Regions from separate parts of the Homo sapiens genome. Here region 2 is linked to region 1. A link is an interaction called in ENCODE POLR2A ChIA-PET data of the cell type or tissue named here. Cell type or tissue: IMR-90. All regions are shown on one strand. Links, peaks and the distances in the headings refer to the core of each region. The heading gives the core; the rest is flanking DNA. Region 1 overlaps ZNF362 (zinc finger protein 362). Region 2 has its middle 14 kb from the start of TRIM62.

Region 1 (9,549 bases), core at 1,029-9,028:
CAGGTTCTGTTTAAGTCATGTTACCTGGTGTCATAGTCTATGGTCGTTAATAACAGCTAATGTTACTGGCCTTGTAATGACTCATTTAACACTCACATTGGCCTGTCAGGAACTGAAGGCACAAAGAGATCAGGAAATTTGCCTAAAGTCAAGCAGTTAAGTGTAGGATTTGAATCCAGACAATCAGGCCCTAAAGCCCATACTCTCCACCCTGACACTGGATCCATTAAAAGGAAGGATTGAAACCACTCTGCAGTCATTTAAAAAAATACTTGTGATACAACAATAGTCAGGGGGGAAATGGGAAGATTTTTAAAAACTGCATGTATAGATGGAGCAAGGACATCTATATAAAAACTGGGTGCTGAGAGAAAAGAGGGGAAGAAAACACCAAAATGCTAACAGTGGTGATGCTTCCGGCTTGGAGCAGGGGCAGAGATGAGGTGGGTTTTTACTTATTTCATATCCCTGTTTTCTCATTTTTCTCCATGTCACAGCTGATGGGGCGATAGGCCTGGAAGAGTATTCTTATGTGACTTTTTAAGGGAATATTTTTAATAAAACCAAAAGTTAAGCAACCTTTGACAAAGCAAGACACCCCAAACCCCAGCCTAAGGCCCTGCAAGTTTACCCAGGAGAGTGGGGCTCAGGGAGGGACAGGGGCCTGCTCAAAGTCCCACAGCAAAAGCCTCCAGCCCCACCCATGACCCCAGCCAGGAGAGCAGTCAGGAAGGGACTCCTGGTCCCATCCAGGGGCCCCAGCGGGGAGGACCAAGCCGAAGGAGAGCCTTCCCAGGGCGCTAAGTCTACCGCTTAAAATCCTTCTTGGATTCCCATCACTTTTGGGGTATAGTTCAAACTCCACAGTCTGATGCTCGGGTTTTCGCCAAGAAGGTCCCCTGGCCACACTCATCTCACCAGGTGTGCTCCTTGGCAGCATCCCTCCAGCATCAGGGCCCCCAGAACAAGGTGATCTGATGTGCCATGGCTTTGCACAGGCTGAGCCCCTCCATCTGGGAGCCATACCACCCAGCTGGAACCCTGCCCTCAAAACTCTGCTCAGCTGGCACCACCTTGAGGAACTGTCTGGTTATCTGGTTATTTGTCCAGTCCCCCATGTAGGCTGTGGGCTCCCCAAAAGCAGGGCTTGGTCTGGTTCTTAGTTACAACCCCTACCCCAACATAGCCCCACAGCTCACCCAGGTCTTCCCTCCTGTCTCAACTTAAAGGTCACTTTTGACGTTTCCCACATAGGAATTGGGCTACCCTGTTATACACTCCCATGGTCCCCTGCCTTCTCCCTACCCCACCTTTGTATTAATACCATGCACCTAAATATGCTTTAGGCCTGTCTCCCCATCAGCCGTCACTGCTGCAGCCCCAGAGCCCAGCGCCAGCCATGCAGTAGGGCCTCAAGTGCCTAGTATACACTGGGTACTCAACAGATGTTCACTGAGGGAATTGATGAGGAGGGGTCTTTCCATGTGAGCCGTGAAGACAGACGAGTTTGCCAGGAGAGCCACTGCGGCAGAAGGGCAGCATGTGCAGAAGCTGGAAAACTGTTAACTCCCTGGGAGAGCAAAGGTTTCTCAAACATAATCCCTGCCCCCAGAGAGGGGCAACAGCTACTGCTGCAGTCAGGCTGGGAGGGAAGGGAGGGTAGTGGCAGCATTCTCAGGAGGGTGAACTCATCTCACTGTGGGAAGAACAGACTTCAGGAAGGTGGGACTTACTGATGGGGGAAGGGGAAATTGCAAGAGGGAGATGCCAAAGGAGAGTATGGCAGGTGGAAAGAACTGCATGTGCAAAGGCCCCGAGGCAGGAAAGCACACAGCATCACGTGGGTCAGGGGTATAGTGCAGGAATTCACAAGGGAAGAAGGGTGGGGTGGCTGGAGCCGTTCATAAAGGACCAGAGTTGCAGGCTAAGGTGCTCCGGTGAAAGAACATAGGGGGGACATGGGAGGTCCCTGAGCAAGGGAGGGCCATGGCCAAGGTTTTCAATGGACAAGCTGTATGGGGCCAGAAGGATGGCCTGGAGAGGATAAGCAGATGGTCTAGGAGAGGGAAACTGAGGCTTCTCATGTTTTAGGCTCCTGAGACACGCTCAAAGTTTGCCTCCCATGGCCCCTCTGCCCTCTGCCACTCCAAGCAGCTAGAACCCTGAGCCCCAGCCACTGCACCCCACCCCACTCTCAAGACTTTGGGCAGTCCTGGCCAGCACCAGAAACACACTCCTGGGAACTTCCTTCCCCGGAAGGAAAGAGGCTCCCAGGGTCCTGGATCCAATTAGACCGGGTTTCCGCAGCCCCACGGGGCTGGGAAGGGCTGTTTTCATTGTGATGGCAGGGCTAATCAGAGCAGGAGGGGTTGCTGTCTGTGCCCAGGTCAGTGGGAGCTGGGAGCCTGCCCCTTCCCCTCACTGTCCCTCCCCCTCCCCAACACCCTCAACCTCTGGGCCCCCCATTCCCACCTCCAGCTACCCAGAGACACTGAGGGCGGTTGAGCCTCTCTGGGAGCCTCAGTGCCCTCATCTAGGGAAGGGGCCATGACACTCTCTCAGTTCTGAGAGAATGTTCTACAGGCTTGGAGCACATCCCCCTCCCTACTTCTATTTCTCCTGGGGACCCCCAGCTCCTATCCCCACAGGGAACTCCTTCTGCTTGTATGAAATGATGATGGCAATAATAATAATAGTTGCTTCCTCCATGCCAGGCACCTTAAGATACTTTACAAGCATTTCTCACTCTGGCTCCTAACGACCCCATGAGGTAGATGCTGTGAGTGTTTTGAAATATAACATATATTCAGAAAGATGCTTAGAACATGAACGGACAGCTTAATCACTTACAAAGCATGTATCAGGAGACCTAAGAAGCCCTCACCCTGGGTCCTTTCTCAATTTCAGTCCCCATGTGTCCCCCAAGCTTCTATGGTCATCACTTCTTTGTTTGGGGTCAGGAATGAGGCTCAGAGAGGTAACTAACCTGCCCAAGACCATGCATCTGGTGCAGGCAGAGGTAACAGAACCCTCTGTCAAGTCCATTTTCTCTCTGGGCCTCCTTTCCTGCCTCTATAAGGTGAAGGGGTTCAACCAAATCATAGTCTGGGCTCCTGGACCCTTAAAGGGGAAATGTGACAGCTCAAGGGTTCAAAGTATGGATTCTGGAGGCAGATAGCCCCAGCTCAGGCCTTTGGGATTGTTACCTAAATCTCCAAGCCTCAATTTTCTCATCTGTAAACTGGGGATGATTATGGTATCTCCATGGGTTGTACTGAGGACTAAGTTAGCTAATATGGATAAAATCTTTCGAACACTGCCTGACACACAGTGAGGACTCCTGAACAGTCAGCTGCCATTGCTGTTGCTAGGTTCTCTAAGGCCTAAGGGAGCCTTTCCCAACATTCCAAAGACCCACATGGAAATCTGACCAGCCAGTAATGCCATCTAGGGGGTGGGGGGTGGCAGTAGCTCTGGGTGGCCTTCAGGACCCACAGGGACCATTCTTCTGACTGGCAAAGATCCAGGTCTGAGATTAACTAAAAACAGGAAAGCCAACTGCTGGACCCTGGCTCTGGCCCGGCCCCCAGGAGCTTTCTAGACAGGTCTCAGGGGTCCTGGACAGGGAACCCCTGGCAGGCAGTGAAGCCTGCTTCCCTGCTATATCCCAGGACCTCCAAGGCAGGCAGCCTGTGGGGCAGGCCAAACAGGCCTCCAGCCTGGGGTGCAGGCCAGCAGACAGAGCAGGCCCCAAGCAGGCCACAGCAGCAAAGGGAAGGCTGAGCTGGGCTGGGCAGAGAAAGGAGTGGGGAGGGTGTGGGGTGGACAAATGGCTCGCGGGGAACAGGCCAGGGAAGACCGGCTACAGGCCCCACCAGACTCAGCCTCACCTGCTGCCTCATCTCCTGCAACTTCCCTAGGTCCCAGTGCCACCACCTTCTCTTTGTCCCTGAATTTCTCACCTCCGGGTCTCTGCCCAGGCTGTTCCCTCTGCTCCTCCCCCATCATCAGTCAACATAGTGACCAAAATCTCTAATCTTAATCATCATGTGGCTGGGCACGGTGGCTCACACCTGTAATCCCAGCACTTTGGGAGGCCAAAGTGGGTGGATCACCTGAGGTCAGGAGTTTGAGACCAGCCTGACCAACATGGCAAAACCCCATCTCTACTAAAAATACAAAGATTAGCCGGGTGTGGTGGCACACGCCTGTAATCCCAGCTACTCTGGAGGCTGAGGCAGGAGAATTGCTTAAGCCTGGAAGGTGGAGGTTGCAGCGAGCCAAGATTGTGCCACTGCACTCCAGCCTGGGTGATAGAGCGAGACTCCATCTCAAAAAAAAAAAAAAATCATCATTTGTGTGATCTTTTATATAGTGCCTGTCTACCTCCGCTAGGGCAGGGACCTATATACATCAGTTTTCCTCCCATCTATCCTCAGCATCTAGCACAAAGCCTGGATATAGTAAATGCTCAAGAAATACTAGTGAATGAAGGCAGGAGACAGAAACGGGCTGCCGGCTCCACCATTTCCAGTAGATCCAGGCCAGGTGTAGGTGCAGGTGTGAATGCAAGGGTGTGTATGAGACACACTGCGCAACGGCTAGAATTTGAGGCTATGTTATCTCAAGTGTAAATAAGCATGTGCATGCAAGACTCATCTACATGTAAAAACACACATGTGCACAAGGAGGCCTGAGTGAACAGAGCTGTGTACAGATGAACACCATGCGTGTGGGAGAATGTGCAGATGATCAGGCATGTGGCTGTGTGCTGTTTCCCAGGAGAGTGCACGGTGTACGCTTGGGTATGTGGTCCTCCCAGTGGCAAGAGCACATGCACGTGCTCCTATGTGATGTGCATACCGTGTGTGCATGCACACTCCAGCAGACATGCTTCCTGAACTCCTGGCTCCTAGGGATCCAGTTTAGGACACCTGTGGTGGTATTTCTGAAATAGCAGAGGAGTGCTCCACATTGGCAAGGATGGTGCAGGAGGGAGGGTCAGGGGTGGTAATGGAAAAGGTAATAGTGTGAATATGTATGAATGTATTTGAGTGTGTTGAAGGGTTGTGCCCCCTCTCAAGCAGGTGTCCCCCGACAGAGCCCCAGAACCTGGAATGGCTGCCTAGACTGTCCCCTCAAGAATCCTAAAGCCGGCCAGGTGCGGTGGCTCACGCCTGTAATCCCAGCACTTTGGGAGGCCAAGGCGGATGGATCACAAGGTCAGGAGATCGAGACCATCCTGGCTAACACGGTGAAACCCCATCTCTACTAAAAATACAAAAAAATTAGCTGGGCGTGGTGGTGGGCACCTGTAGTCCCAGCTACTCGGGAGGCTGAGGCAGGAGAGAATGGTGTGAACCCAGGAGGCGGAGCTTACAGTGAGGGGAGATCGCGCTACTGCACTCCAGCCTGGGGGACAGAGCAAGATTCCATCTCAAAAAAAAAAAAAAAAAAAAAAAAAGAATCCTAAAGCCTTTGCCCAAAGTTCAGAAAAGGACCCCAGATGGTGGAGACCCCACCAAGAGTACCCTTGTGGCCACATGCATGAGGCAGGGAACAAGGCAGGACCCCTTAGGCCCCAGAGCCAAATCCCTTGGCCTTCCCTACACACCTTATCCACTAAAGACACTATTCAGCCACCTCCCCCAAATTCCACCCAGCCTCCAAAGCCCAGTTCCAGCCCCAGGTTCTAGAAAGCCATCCCCATCACCATAGCCCCAACCAACTCCCAATGCAGCTGGCTTCCTCAATCTCCCCCCAAGTGCCAGGCACACCCTGTGCATCCAAAAATGTTGCCCCCATTGTACAGGGGTAGCTTCTGCACTAGAGAAGAAGTAACTGTCCCATTGAGCACTTTCCCCTGCCTTTGATCCCCAAGGCAGATACTGCAGCAGCAGCCTGTTGGCCTCTGGGTAGCAGACAGAGATGCACGTGGCCTTGGATAAGGCCTGCTCCTCTCCCTTCCCACTTCAGTTTCCCCAACGGGTAGAATGAAGTTTGGCTAGATGACATCCACCTCGCTCCGAATAGTGCATGATTTTAGATCTCACATGATTCTCCAAGAATTGCATACATAAATGTCATCAGATACAGACTTTATTGGAGAGATAACGGTGTCTCCTTTTCCTGAGTACACCAAGCCTGACCAATTACCCTGGATGAGTGCCGAGCACCAGGCTAAAGAGATAGGAACTCAGAAATCCTGAGGGTTCATGCGGTCTTTGTGCACCAATTTATTCATTCTTACATTCAACAATGCACCGAGGCTGTCTGCCTCAAGGCTGTCTGCCTTTCTTCCCACAACCCAGTGGGAAGAAAGAGGCCACTGAAACCAGGAATCCACAAGGTCAAAGGCACTGGGAAACCATGACACTAACACCACTTCCCAGGCGTTATTCACAAGGGAGGTGCAGCACTTTACACATTGTCAAGAAAATCTTACTAGCAATGAGAACTTTCTGACAGCAGGAAGCTAGGTGGCCTGGTTAGGAGGGAGTTCACTGGAGGGGGGTTTTTTGGCAGAGATCAGAGGCCCTTTTGACAAAGGTGTGGGAAAAGGATTCCTGCTCTGTGCAAGGGTCAAGTGAGGTTGGGCTTCCCCTCAACAGTTGAGGGATTCTAAGGAGTCCCAGAGTGCTAGGTTCAAATCCCAGCAACTGCTCCATGATACCTAAATACCTCTGTGCCTCAGCTTCCTCACCTGTAAATATGTTAATATTTATAAAGGCTTTTAGAACATGGCATGGCACAAAGCGAGCCCTCTGTGATGCTAAATAAGGCAGTGAGAGTCCACTTTGTAAGATTCTAAACCTAAGACTGGATCATCCTATCATGGTAAGATTCCAAGTGTCAAAGGTTCTGAGCTGGAAAGCTTCTCAGATGCTAAAGCTCTGAGACTGGAAGAGACTGGGATTCTTAGATTCCATGATTTAATCATCTCATTATTTCCTGACAACAGCCCTGAGTCTCCCGGGGTGGGAGGAAGGAGAAGACAGCCCTCAGTGTAACTTTATCTCCCAGGCAATGCGCTGCCACACCTGGACTCCCTAGCATTTCCTCACCTCTACAAAAGCCCCAGCCACACCACACCAGAACCACCTGCTCACTCACACGCATGGCGCTTCAGCATGTTCTAATGGTGTAGACAGGCAAGAAATGCGAATAATGAGAGGGTTTCAGATACTGGTGACAGCCACAAGAGAAAAGAAAAAGCAGCTGATGTGAGAGAGTGAGAGTAGGAAGCTATTTTAGAGCAAGTGGTCCAAGCAGACCCTCTGAGGAGGTAACATTCAAGTAGAAACCTGTGAAACAAGAAGGTGCCAGCCATGTAAACACTCAGGGAAAAGCTGTCCTGGTGGGGGAATGTGCAAAGGCCCTGCCACCAGGCTTTGTAAATTCAAGGTGTAGAATGAAACTGGTGTGTGGCTGGAGGTGGCAATGGGATGCGGGGAGCCAAGGTTGAGAGGTGGGCAGAGCCTGGACTATTAAGGGCCTTGTAGGCCCAGAAAGTACTTCAGATATTTTTTCTTATAAATGCCTAGGAAACATTAGAAAAGTTTCAGCAGGGGAATGACAAAGCAGACCAGGGCTTTCAGGGTGCCCAGATCATTTGCCTCATTCTGAAACCAGCATCACGGTTCTCAAATTCATGGCAGGGCCTAGGACAGTCATCAGCAATCCTTATAACTCAGTGGGTACGTACTGAGCTCCCACCACATGCCTGGCCAGGGCAGGGAGACGTGTCATACACTGTCTTGATATCACTCCCAACAACCCATGAGAGATTCACAGAAAGTACCCCATTTTAGAGTTGAGGAAACTGAGGCTCAGAAAGGGAAAGAATGTGCTGAAAGTCACAGAAGCCATGTGACACAATGGGACCTAATCTCAGGACCCAGGTCTACCACTGTGATGGTTTATGGAACTCCTTTGGTGTCTTCAAGCTTTCCATTCTCTGAGAGACCTCCCCTGGGGACTCATGGAGGCACTCAGCAAACACTGCCCTGGCTAGTGCTTCATGCACCTGCAGTCTCACCTCTTCTTCCTTGTTGGCTTTAGAGCCCTGGAGGACTACACTTGTATCTCACATGTCTGTCCAGTGTGGGCTGGGTGAGCTAAGGATTGCATAGAAGGACAGATGGGTAGATTACTGAGATGACTAACCAATAAACTAATTAATGGATAATGAAAGAATAAAGGAATGATCTGGCAACAAATGAATGAATAAAATAGCCCGTGGCAGAAGAAGGAATGAATGGCTCCTCATTTTACAGAGAGATAAGACAGGAAAGTGTCTGCCCAGGGAAGGGCTAGGGCCAGCCTGGCTTCAGACCCGGTCCCCACCTTACCCACACACCTGCTTCCTCCTTTCCATGTGGGACCAACTTGCCTCCACCCCCCAAGACTGCAGATAGCCTATTCCTCAGTCCCTGGGATAAGTTCATGTCTCCATGGAGCGCTGGCCGTTATTCCATGACACCATCACCAGCACCACCATCCACTAGCAATTCCTGCCATCCTGGGGCCCGTGCAGCCTGGCAATGGGTAGAGGGGCTCATTGTCCCTCTGAGTGTCACAGAGGAAGGGAGGCAGGAGATCAGGGTCTGGTTCTGAGACCCAAATCACTGACTTCCAGCCAGTAGCTTCCCCTCTCTGAGCCCAGGTGACCTCCTGACATCTGAGCCTTTTCAGTCTGACATTCTTTGGGTGGGGTGGGCCTCTGGATGTTTACACAGTCACTGGGTTCAGCAGAAGAATTAGAGAGTCCAAAACCTAGAAGAGTCCTTCCCACAGCACCAAAGTCCACCTGGGAAAAGGCCAGGCGAGGAGCCTGCAGGCCTGAATTTAAGCCTCCTCTGCCACTGTTCAACCTCTCTGAGTCTTGGTTTCCTTATAATGAGGTTCATAATCCCCATTAGGACAATTTAACCCTAACTGAGTTTCTGGGAGAACCTGATGTGATAATCACCACACCATACTGTGAAAACTGTGAAGTTCAATTCTCTCAGGAAAGATTATGATGGCGGGGGTAGGAGGGGGTGAAGGGATCGTGCTGTCCCATTCTAGTCCAGTTCTGTTCAAAACGGATCTTCCAGGGGTCCAGGCCCGTCATGGAGAACAGTGGAGGGAGCCCAGCAGTGGAAGCCTGAACACCCAGGTCCCGGTCTCAGTCTCCTTCTACCTGGTAGCGTGACTTCAGGCAAGTCACTTCCTCTCTCTGGACCTCAGTTCCTCCATCTAAAAACCACCTGGCTTGGTACCCTCTGGCCAAGACATGCCATGTTCCACAGCCCTGAACCCCTAACCCCAGCTTTCAACCCCCGACTCTGGCTTCTGGGAGCTCACTCTGTCTAGTGGAGCCAGGACACAAACCAGGAGTGAGACTAGAAGGGTCTCCCCTCCAAGAAATGCTGGGGTAGGGGACACATGAGAGGCTAGGCCCAACACTGCCCCAGTGCCTTGGACAGCACCAGTCACCCCAGACCTTGTGGGCCTGGCCTTCAGATCCCCCTCGGCAGCCTGCGGAGCCAGCAGGCCCTGACCTGT
Region 2 (9,549 bases), core at 612-8,611, 66 kb after region 1:
TTTTCCTTGCAGTTCGTTCTATCAGTTTTTGCTTCATGCATGTATTAGTTTGCTAGGGCTGCCATAATACAGCACTATAGACAATGTGGCTTAAACAAAAAAAAAATTATTTCCTCACAGATATGGAGGCCAGAAATCCAAGATTAAGATTTCAGCAGGGTTGATGTCTTCTGAGGCCTCTCTCCTTGTCTTGTAGATGACGGTCTTCTCCCTGTGTCTTCACATCATATTCCCTCTGTACCTTGTCTGTGTCCAAATTCTCTCTTCTTACAAAGACACCAGTCATAGTAGATTAGGGCCCACCCTAATTTAACCTGATTATCTCTTTAAATATCCTATCTCCAAATATAGTCACATTGGAGGTTAGGACTTTATGATTTTGGAAAGGGTACACAATTTAGCCCATAACAATGTATTTCAAAGCTCCCTTATTAGTTGCTTAGGACTTCTATGTTCTCCTGATTAATTGACCCCCTTTTCTTTGTGAAATAACTCACTTTATCTCTAATAATAACCTTTACTCTGAAATCTACTTCATTTTGATTGGCTATGATGTGATATATATTTTTCCATCCTTTTACTTTTAACCTGTTTGTATCTTATATTTAAAGTGGATGTCTTATAAGTAACATATAGCTGTGCCTTGCTTTTTTATTCAGTCTGAAAATCTATACTTTTTAATTGGAGTATTTAAATCTTTTACATTAATGTAATTCTTGATATGGTTGAGTTTGAATTCTGGCTATCTGACTTCTGTTTGTCCTATTTCAATTTTTTCTTCCATTTTTTCTCTTTTTCTGCCTTTTTTGGATTGAGTATTTTTTCTTCTCTTTCTTTTTTAAGAGACAGGGTTTCACTCTGTCACCTGGGCTGGAGTGCAGTGGCACAATCATAGCTCATTGTAATGTAACCTCTAACTCCTGGGCTCAAGTGATCCTTCCACCTTAGCTTCTTGCCTAAGGTATTTTGTCACAGCAGCAGGAATAGATAAGACAACAGCCTACCTTCAAGTGATAGTACACCACCTCACAAACAGAATATGACCCTTATAACAGTACACTTCCACTTAGCCCCTCCTGGACTTTGTGCTATTGTTGTCAGATATTTTACTGGTTTTTTTGTTTTGTTTTGTTTTGTTTGTTTGTTTTGTTTTGTTTTTGAGATGGAGTTTTGCTCTGTTGCCCAGGCTGGAGTGCAGTGGCGCCATCTTATCTCACGGCAACGTCTGCCTCCCAGGTTCAAGCAATTCTCCTGCCTCAGCCTCCCGAGTAGCTGGGATTACAGGCACCTGCTATCACACCTGGCTAATTTTTGTATTTTTAGTAGAGATGGGGTTTCCCCATGCCAGGATGGTCTCAAACTCCCAACCTCAGGTGATCCACCTGCCTCAGCCTCCCAAAGTGCTGGGATTACAGGCATGAGCCATCATGCCCGGCCTAGATATTTTACTTTTACTTATAACCCCACAGTAACAATGCATTGTTATTGCTTTTGCTCTAAATTGTTGATTATCTTTAAAGGGATTTAAATAATTTTTAAAAGGCATTATTTTTTACCCACATAATTGCCATTTCCAGTACTTTTCATTTCTTTACATAGATCCAGATTTCCATCTTGTATCATTTTCTTTCTGCTTGAATAACTTCCTTTAACATTTCTTGTAAGTACAGGTCTGCTGGTGATAAATTCTTTCAGTTTTTGTATTTCCAAGAAAGTATTTATTTCCCCTTCATTTTTGAAATATATTTTCAATGGGTGTAGAATTCTAGCTTGGTAGATTTTTCCTTTCAGTACTTTAAAGATGTTGTTCCACTATCTCTTAGTTTGCATTGTTTATAATAAAAAAAAATCTACTGTCATTCTTTGTTCCTCTGTGTAATGTTTCTTCTTCCTTTAGCGGTTTTTAAGATTCTCTCATTTTAACTTGTTTTGAGCAATTTGATTGTGATGTGCCTTGGTGTATTTTTTCTTTATGTTTCTTGTGTTTAGGTTTGTTGAGTTTCATGGTTATGTGAGTTTATAGTTTTCATCAAATTTGGAAATTTTTCAGATGTTTCTTCAATTTTTTTCTTTTCTTCCCTTCTCTCCTTAAGGGACTCCAAATATACATATGTTAGGCTGCTTTAAATTATCCCATGACTCACTGATGCTCTTTTTATTTGTTTTTGTCTTTTTTCTTTCTGTGTTTTATTTTGGATAGCTTCTATTGCTGTATCTTCAAGTTTACAAATCTGTTCTTCTGCAGTGTCAAAACTGCCATTAATCTCATCCAGTATATTTTTCACTTCAAACATTGTGATTTTCATGTTTGGATGTTTGATTTGAGTATTTTTAAAATATCTTCTATTATTCTGTTTAACATGTTTAATCTTTCTTCTGGCTTTTTGAACATATGGAATTCAGTTACAATTGGTGTTTTAAAGTCTTTGCCTCCTAATTCTATCATGTGTCACTTCTGGGTCAGTTTTGATTGATTGACGATTGACTTTTCTCTTTTTAAATTTTTGATACAGGATCTTGCTCTGTTGCCCAGGCTGGAGTATAGTGGCATGATCATGGTTCACATCAGCCTCAACCTCCCAGGCTCAAGTGATCCTCCCACCTCAGCCTCCTAAGTAGCTGAAACTAGAGGCGTGCATCACCATACTCAGCTAATTTTTGTATTTTTTGCAGAGATGGGGTTTTGCCATGTTGTCCAGGCTGGTCTCCAAACTCCTGAGCTCAAACAATCTGCCCACCTTGGCCTTACAAAGTGCTGGGATTACAGGCATGAGCCACCATGCCCAGCTTTGACTTTTCTCTTCTTTTTTATTTTTGTTTTTTAAATTTAATAGAGATAGCATCTCACTGTGTTGCCCAGGTTGGTCTTGAACTACTGGGCTCAAATACCCTGGTCTCCCAAAGTGCTAGGATTTAGGATTTATAGGCATGAGCCACCACACTTGGCCGACTTTTCTCTTCTTTATACATAGTATTTTTCTGCACTTTCACTTGCCTGGTAATTTTTTATTGGATGCTAGACATTGTAAATTTTACTTTTTGGGGGGCTCTGGATAATTTTTATATGCCTATAAATATTCTTTAGCTTTGTTCTTAATGTAGTTAAGTTACTCTGAGATAATTTGATCCTTTCAGGTCTTACTTTCAACATTCTTGGCAGAACCCCAGTAGCATTTAGTCAAGAGTTAAATTCCCTTGTTACTGAGGCAAAACCCTTCTGAGTGCTCTACACAGTGCCTCAAGAGTTATGAGATTTTTCTACTGTGGCCGGTGGGAAGATCACTATTCCTGACTATATGTGAACTCTGAGAATGTTTTTCTCTACTCTTTTTGTAAAGTTCTTTCCCAAGGCTTGGGTCATTTCCTCACATGCACATGATCAGTACTCAGTACTATGAAGTGCTCTCCTTTCTGGGACTCTGCCCGGCAAACTCTAGCTTCCTTGGCTTCCTTGGCCTCTCAGCTCTGTCTCCTCCTCTCAGAAAGACCTCCAGGGTTAGCCTGGGTTCCCTCCCCCGTACTGTGGCCTGGAAACTCTTTCTAGGCAGTAAGGTTGGAAACTGTTTAGCTCACCTTGCTTGTTTCCCAGAGATTGCTCCCCTTTTTGCCTAATGTCCAATGCCTTGAGAACCATCGTTTCATATATAGTTATGCACTGCATAACGACTTTTGATCAATGATGGACGCATATGTGACAGTGGTCCCAAAAGATTACAATGGAGCTGAAAAATTCCTATCCCCTAGTGATGCCATAGCCATCTGTATTAGTCAGGGTTCTCCAGAGAGACAGAACTAATAGGATATATGTATATATATGAAAGGGAGTTTATTAGGGAGGATTGGCTCACACGATTACAAGGCAAAGTCCCACAATAGGCTGTCTGCAAACTGGGGAGGAGAGAAGCCAGTAGTGGCTCAGTCTGAGTCTGACAGCCTCAAAACAAGGGAAGCCAACAGTGCAGCCTTCAGTCAATGGCTGAAGGCCCAAGATCCCCCAGCAAGCCACTGGTGCAAGACCCAGAATCCAAAGACCAAAGAACCTGGACTCTGATGTCCAAGAGCAGGAGGAGCAGAAGAAAGCATCCAGCACAGAAGAAAGAAGGAAGCCAGACAACTCAGCAAGCTAGGATATCCCACCTTCTTTCACCTGCTTTGTTCTAGCTGGCAGCCCATTGGATGGCACCCACCCACATTGAGGGTGGGTCTTCCTCTCCCAGTCCACCAACTCAAATGTAAATCTCTGGCAACATACTCACAGGCACACCCAGAAACAGTACTTTGCCAGCCATCTAGGCATCCTTCAATCCAATCAAATTGACACCTAATATTAACCATCAAAATGTCATAGTGCAATATATTACTCACATGTTTGTAGTGATGCTGGTGTAAATGGCCTACTGCACTGCCAGTCATATAAAAGTCTAGCACATACAATTATGTACAGTACATAATACTTGATAATTATAATAAACAGCTGTTACTGGTTTATGTATACTATGCTATAATTTTTATCATTATTTTAAAGTGTACTCCTTCTACTTATTAAAAGAAAAAAAAGTTAACTGCAAAACAACCTCTGGCAGGTCCTTCAGGAGGTATTCCAGAAGAAGACATTGTTAGCATAGGACATGACAGCTCCATGCATGTTATTACCCCTGATAACCTTCCAGTGGGGCGAGATGTGGACTTGGAAGACAGTGATATCAATGATCTTGACCCTGTGTGGGCCTAGGCTAATGCATATGTTTGTGTCTTTGTTTTTTATTTGTTTGTTTGCTTGTTTGTTTGTTTTTGAGATGGAGCCTTGCTCTGTCACCCAGGCTGGAGTGCAATGGAGCAATCTTGGCTCACTGCAACCTCTGTCTCCCAGGTTCAAGCAATTCTCCTGTCTCAGCCTCCCAAGTAGCTGGGATTACAGGCGCCTGCCACCATGCCCGGCTAATTTTTGTATTTTTAGTAGAGACAGGGTTTCACCATGTTGGCCAGGCTGGTCTCGAACTCCTGACCTCAAGCAATCCACCTGACTCGGCCTCCCAAAGTGTTGGGATTACAGGTGTGGACCACTGCACCCAGCCTGTGTCTTTGGTTTTAACAAAGAAGTTTAAAAAGTAAAACCTAAGAATAATAATTTAAAAAATACAAAAAGGCTTATAGAATAAGGATATAAAGAAAATATTTTAGTACAGCTGTACAACGTGTACATGTTTTAAGCTAAGTGTTATTACAGAAGAGCCCAAAAGTTTTTAAAAGTTTAAAAAGTTTATAAAGTAAAAAAGTTACAGAAAGCTAAGGTTAATTTATTATCGAAGAAAGAAAATTTTTTTATAAATTTAGTGTAGCCATAGTGTACAGTGTTTATGAAGTCTACAGAATTATGCATAATGTCCTACAACTTCACATTCACTCACCACCCACTCACTGACTCACCGAGAGCAACTTCCAGTCCTGCAAGCTTCACTTGTGGTAAGTGCCCTATAGAAATATACCATACTTTAATCTTTTATGCCATATTTTTAGTCTGCCTTTTCTATGTTTAGATATGTTTAAACACAAATACTTACCATTGTGTTACAATTGCCAACAGTATTCAATACAGTAACATCCTGTACAGGAGCCTAGGAGCAACAGGCTCTACATGTAGCCCAGGTGTGTAGTAGGCTATGACATCCAGGTTTGTGTAAGTATCCTCTATGATGTTTCAGTAAGGACAAAAAACACCTAAAGGTGCATTTCTCAGAATACATCCTCATCATTAAATAATTATCAATAATAACTGTTTTGTCCAGTTTTATTTGTTGTTCCAGGTGAAAAGGTAAATCTGGTTCTTATTCTTCCATTTTGATTGGAAGATTCTTCCCCTCTGAGCTGAATTTTTTTCTTGCTAAAGTCCACCCTTCATAAATTCTTTGAGCAAAAGTCTGAGATTAGTTAAACCTCAGTCTGTATATATCTGAAAATGTCTTTATTTTGCATTCATCCTTAAATGCTGGTTAACTGAATGTAGAATTTGTTTTTCTGATCACTTCAAAGGTATTAGTCCACTGGCATCTATTGTTGCTGATGAGAAATTGGCTTCAGGCAGAACATCATTCATTTGTGGATGTTTCATTTCTGATGGCTTTTCAGATTTTTTTATTTTTATTGTTTTTCAGTCTCTTCAATATGTCTAGAAATGAAATTTTTTATTCTACTCAGAACTCAATGTGCCTTTTCATTCCAGAGGCTCATTTTTCTTTGCTTGTAGAAAATCCTTCATCATTATTTCTTAGAATGGTGCTTCTTCTCCCCTATTTCCTCCTTGTAGAACTACTAATCTAGTATAAATTTTGGAACTTCTCATTTTCTCCTCTATGATTTTTATCTTTCATATTTTCCATTACTCTATAATACTGAGCACTCTCTATGTGCCAAGAACTATAAACTCATTTAATCCTCATAGCAACACCATGAGGTAGGTACATTATAGTATATTATAACATTATAACATTATAGTATATCTCCATTTTATAGATGAGAAAATTGATACACAAAAGGCTTAAAAACATACCTGAATCTCTATTGCTATTAATAGTAAGTATCAGAGATTTAATACCAGGTGTGCGGCTTCAGACCCCATGTATTTTTTTTTTTTTTTTTTTTTGAGACAGGGTCACACACTCGTCACCCAGGCTGGAGTGCAGTGGTGCAATCTCTTTGCAGCCTCGACTTCCCAAGCTCAGGTGATTCTCCCACCTCAGCCTCCCAAGTAGCTGGAACTACAGATATGTGCCACCATGCCCGGCTAATTTTTTGTATTTTTAGTAGAGATGGGGTTTTGCCATTTTGCCCAGGCTGGTCTCCAACTCCTGGGCTTAAGCAATCCACCAGCCTCAGCCTCCCAAATTGCTGGGATTACGGGTGTGAGCCACCGTGCCCAGCCCACTGCACTAATATTCCATACTATTATAATTTCATCTCTTTGTGCTGCTTTCTGTGCTGCCTTCTGGGTAATTTCTTCAGATCAATTTGAGTGTACTAATTCTCTCTCTCCATCTGTGTCTAATCTACTCTTTAAAACATCTATTGCATTTTTAATAGTTCATTTTTGCTATTTCTATTTGCTTCTTTTTTCATAAGCTCTTCTTCTTGCCTTATGTCTTCGATTCCTAATTTTATCTCATTTAAACATACTTACATTAAAATTTCTCAGGTTGTTCTATAATCCTAATTTTTGGCGTATGCACCACTAAGATCTCCCTTCAAGAAAGAACTTGCTCTTCAGCCACACAAGTGCAGTTGGCTGACTACCTCAAGCTGTTAGTACCGTTACTGCCTTCAAGATATGCCTCCGTTTTTTAGTTAAGGCTATGCTCTTCTTCGGCAGTCCCTAAGCAATAACTTTATGAACATGGCAGGTGTACTATAGTCTTGCTATTTCTGCTCAACAAGGGACTTTCTCTAACAGGCGGTATTTGTTCTATAATCCCCCTTTGTGTTAGCCAAGACTTTATCACATTTGCGTCCCATCTAAGGCTCTCTGCCCAATCTTGATTCTCCCCATTTTGTCTTTTACAGGCATTACCCCTCAATAAACCCCTTGCACTCCTAATCCCGTCTCTGCATTTACTTTCTGGAGGACCCAACTAAAACAGCATGTGAATTATCCAGGTTATTTCATCTTCTGACTTTCTTTCCTAGCAATCCTTTTCCTCTCATACTTTGTAATGTTTTTTACCATGAGATTATCTTCAGTGGGAGTTGTTTTCTATAGAAGTCCTGTGTGCCCTGCATTGTGGAGGAGAATCACAGGTAGTTTCACAAGAAGATCCATTAGTTTAACCAGTTCCAAGACAAACTTTATGTCAATTTCTTAGCTAGGGTTCCCCCAAACATCACTGCCACCATCACACAGTTAATGCAAACATGTGAACTTAATTCTCACACCCATACTAATGCAGATTGTGATTACAATTGCTTCCAGGTGACTCTTTCCTAGCTCTTTTCTAGCTCCACCTGAGCTTTTGAGCTCAGCTATATATTTTTTAATGTACTTTTTATATTTTACCTAGCATTTCTATTTATTTAGCGTAAGAGATAAAAGGAACTTCTTTTCTTTCTACAGTACCCCATAGTCAATGAAAGTAAACCCTGGAACCTGCATATATATGCGTATATATATATATATATATGTGTGTGTGTGTGTGTGTGTGTGTGGAGAGAGAGACATATATATACGTATATATTTCTATATAATTTATGTTCTTGGTCATACTATCTATTTTTTAACTTTTTATTTTGGAATAATTATACATTCATAGGAAGCTGCAGAAGACTCCCGAATACACTTCACTCAGTTCCCTTCATTCAGGGAATGTACTCAGGAATCTGCATTTTAGCAGGTAATCAGAGGACTCAGATGTAGGTGCAGGTTGTTGCAGATGCTATCAGTTCCCCATCCATATCCCTTGGACCTTTCCTACCAACTGTTAGCAACCACTCTTAACCAATGACTCTCAGCATTGGTATATAAATACCCTGGTTCCCTTACCCTTCATATGCGTTATTTCTGAGTCATGTTTTGCACCATTTCCCAGAGTCTCCCTGCTAAATTAACCGTTAATAAACCACTGTGGTAGCACTCTTATTGTCTGCCTTCCTTTTCTTTATCAATTCCCACTTCTCTACCCAAATAGTCACTTTCCAAATAAGCTAATTTAACTCAAATCTTTGTGTGGCGGTCTGTATCTGGTCTTCTAAGCTCAGATCAGAAGTGGTCTTAGATCCCAAGGATGGAATCTAGGATTGTAAAATTTGTCGGCCAATGGTAATAAGATTCCATTATTGATGGTCTTTAATATATTGTAGAGGCCTAGGATGAATTGGGGGACAAGATACAGATACAAGGGGATACAACCATTTATGAAGTCTCTCTAACATCTGAGAGATGTGGAGGCAATGGTAGTTAAAGAACTGGTGGAGTTTGTTGGTTGTTGTTAAGTACCATTGAAGTGCTAAAGGAGGAAAATGATAGGGTCAAATTAGTCAATTACCAGCCCAGGGGATGGTATGAAACCTAGAAAGCCACTATGACAGCATTTTAAAATCCCCTAATTTCCTACAGCTGGAGGGCAGATAGGTCTGAAAACCACATCCAGAACCTAATGATGAAAGTAGTAGAAGTGTCCCACTCCCGTTTGCTAGAGGATAATAGGCTTCCTCCTCTTGCCTGGAAACTATGCAGAGGCCTCCCCTAAGGCAGATGCCTTGCAAGATGATACTTGCCCTCTTCAAGATCTGCTTCTACATTCTCTTGCGTCTTCTAGGTCAATCACTAGGGTTAAATCTCATCACTCAACCATTGAGGAGGTACTATCTCTGCTTAAAGAAACAGGATTTTGGCCAGGCTTATGCCTGTAATCCCAGCACTTTGGGAGGTTGAGGCAGGTGAATCACCTGAGGTCAGGAGTTCAGGACCAGCCTGGCCAATATGGTGAAACCCCATCTCTTCTAAAAATACAAAAATTAGCCAGGTGTGGTGGTGCACACCTGTAGTCCCAGCTACTTGGGAGG

What was found. Peaks named below come from ENCODE experiments on the same cell type or tissue, not always from the same donor. Only the 100,000 strongest peaks of a DNase experiment are listed, where the experiment ranks them.
Region 2: POLR2A ChIA-PET joins it to region 1 with 6 read pairs; 17 of 35 experiments call an interaction of 5 or more read pairs at or near these places.

Annotation. Positions count from the first base shown.
Region 1 is chr1:33,258,213-33,267,761 of GRCh38, reverse strand. The region is part of intron 1 of ZNF362 (zinc finger protein 362); the gene reads right to left. Among named protein-coding and RNA genes, the nearest start is that of ZNF362, 6.5 kb to the right of the region's middle. RefSeq lists an enhancer at 3,729-4,229. In IMR-90, for the core only: no CTCF peak of the experiment used is centred there; no DNase peak of the experiment used is centred there.
Region 2 is chr1:33,191,624-33,201,172 of GRCh38, reverse strand. It overlaps a transcript of ZNF362 not described here. Among named protein-coding and RNA genes, the nearest start is that of TRIM62, 14 kb to the right of the region's middle. RefSeq lists an enhancer at 8,824-8,993. In IMR-90, for the core only: no CTCF peak of the experiment used is centred there; a DNase peak (open chromatin) is centred at 5,402; H3K27me3 peaks cover 583 bases.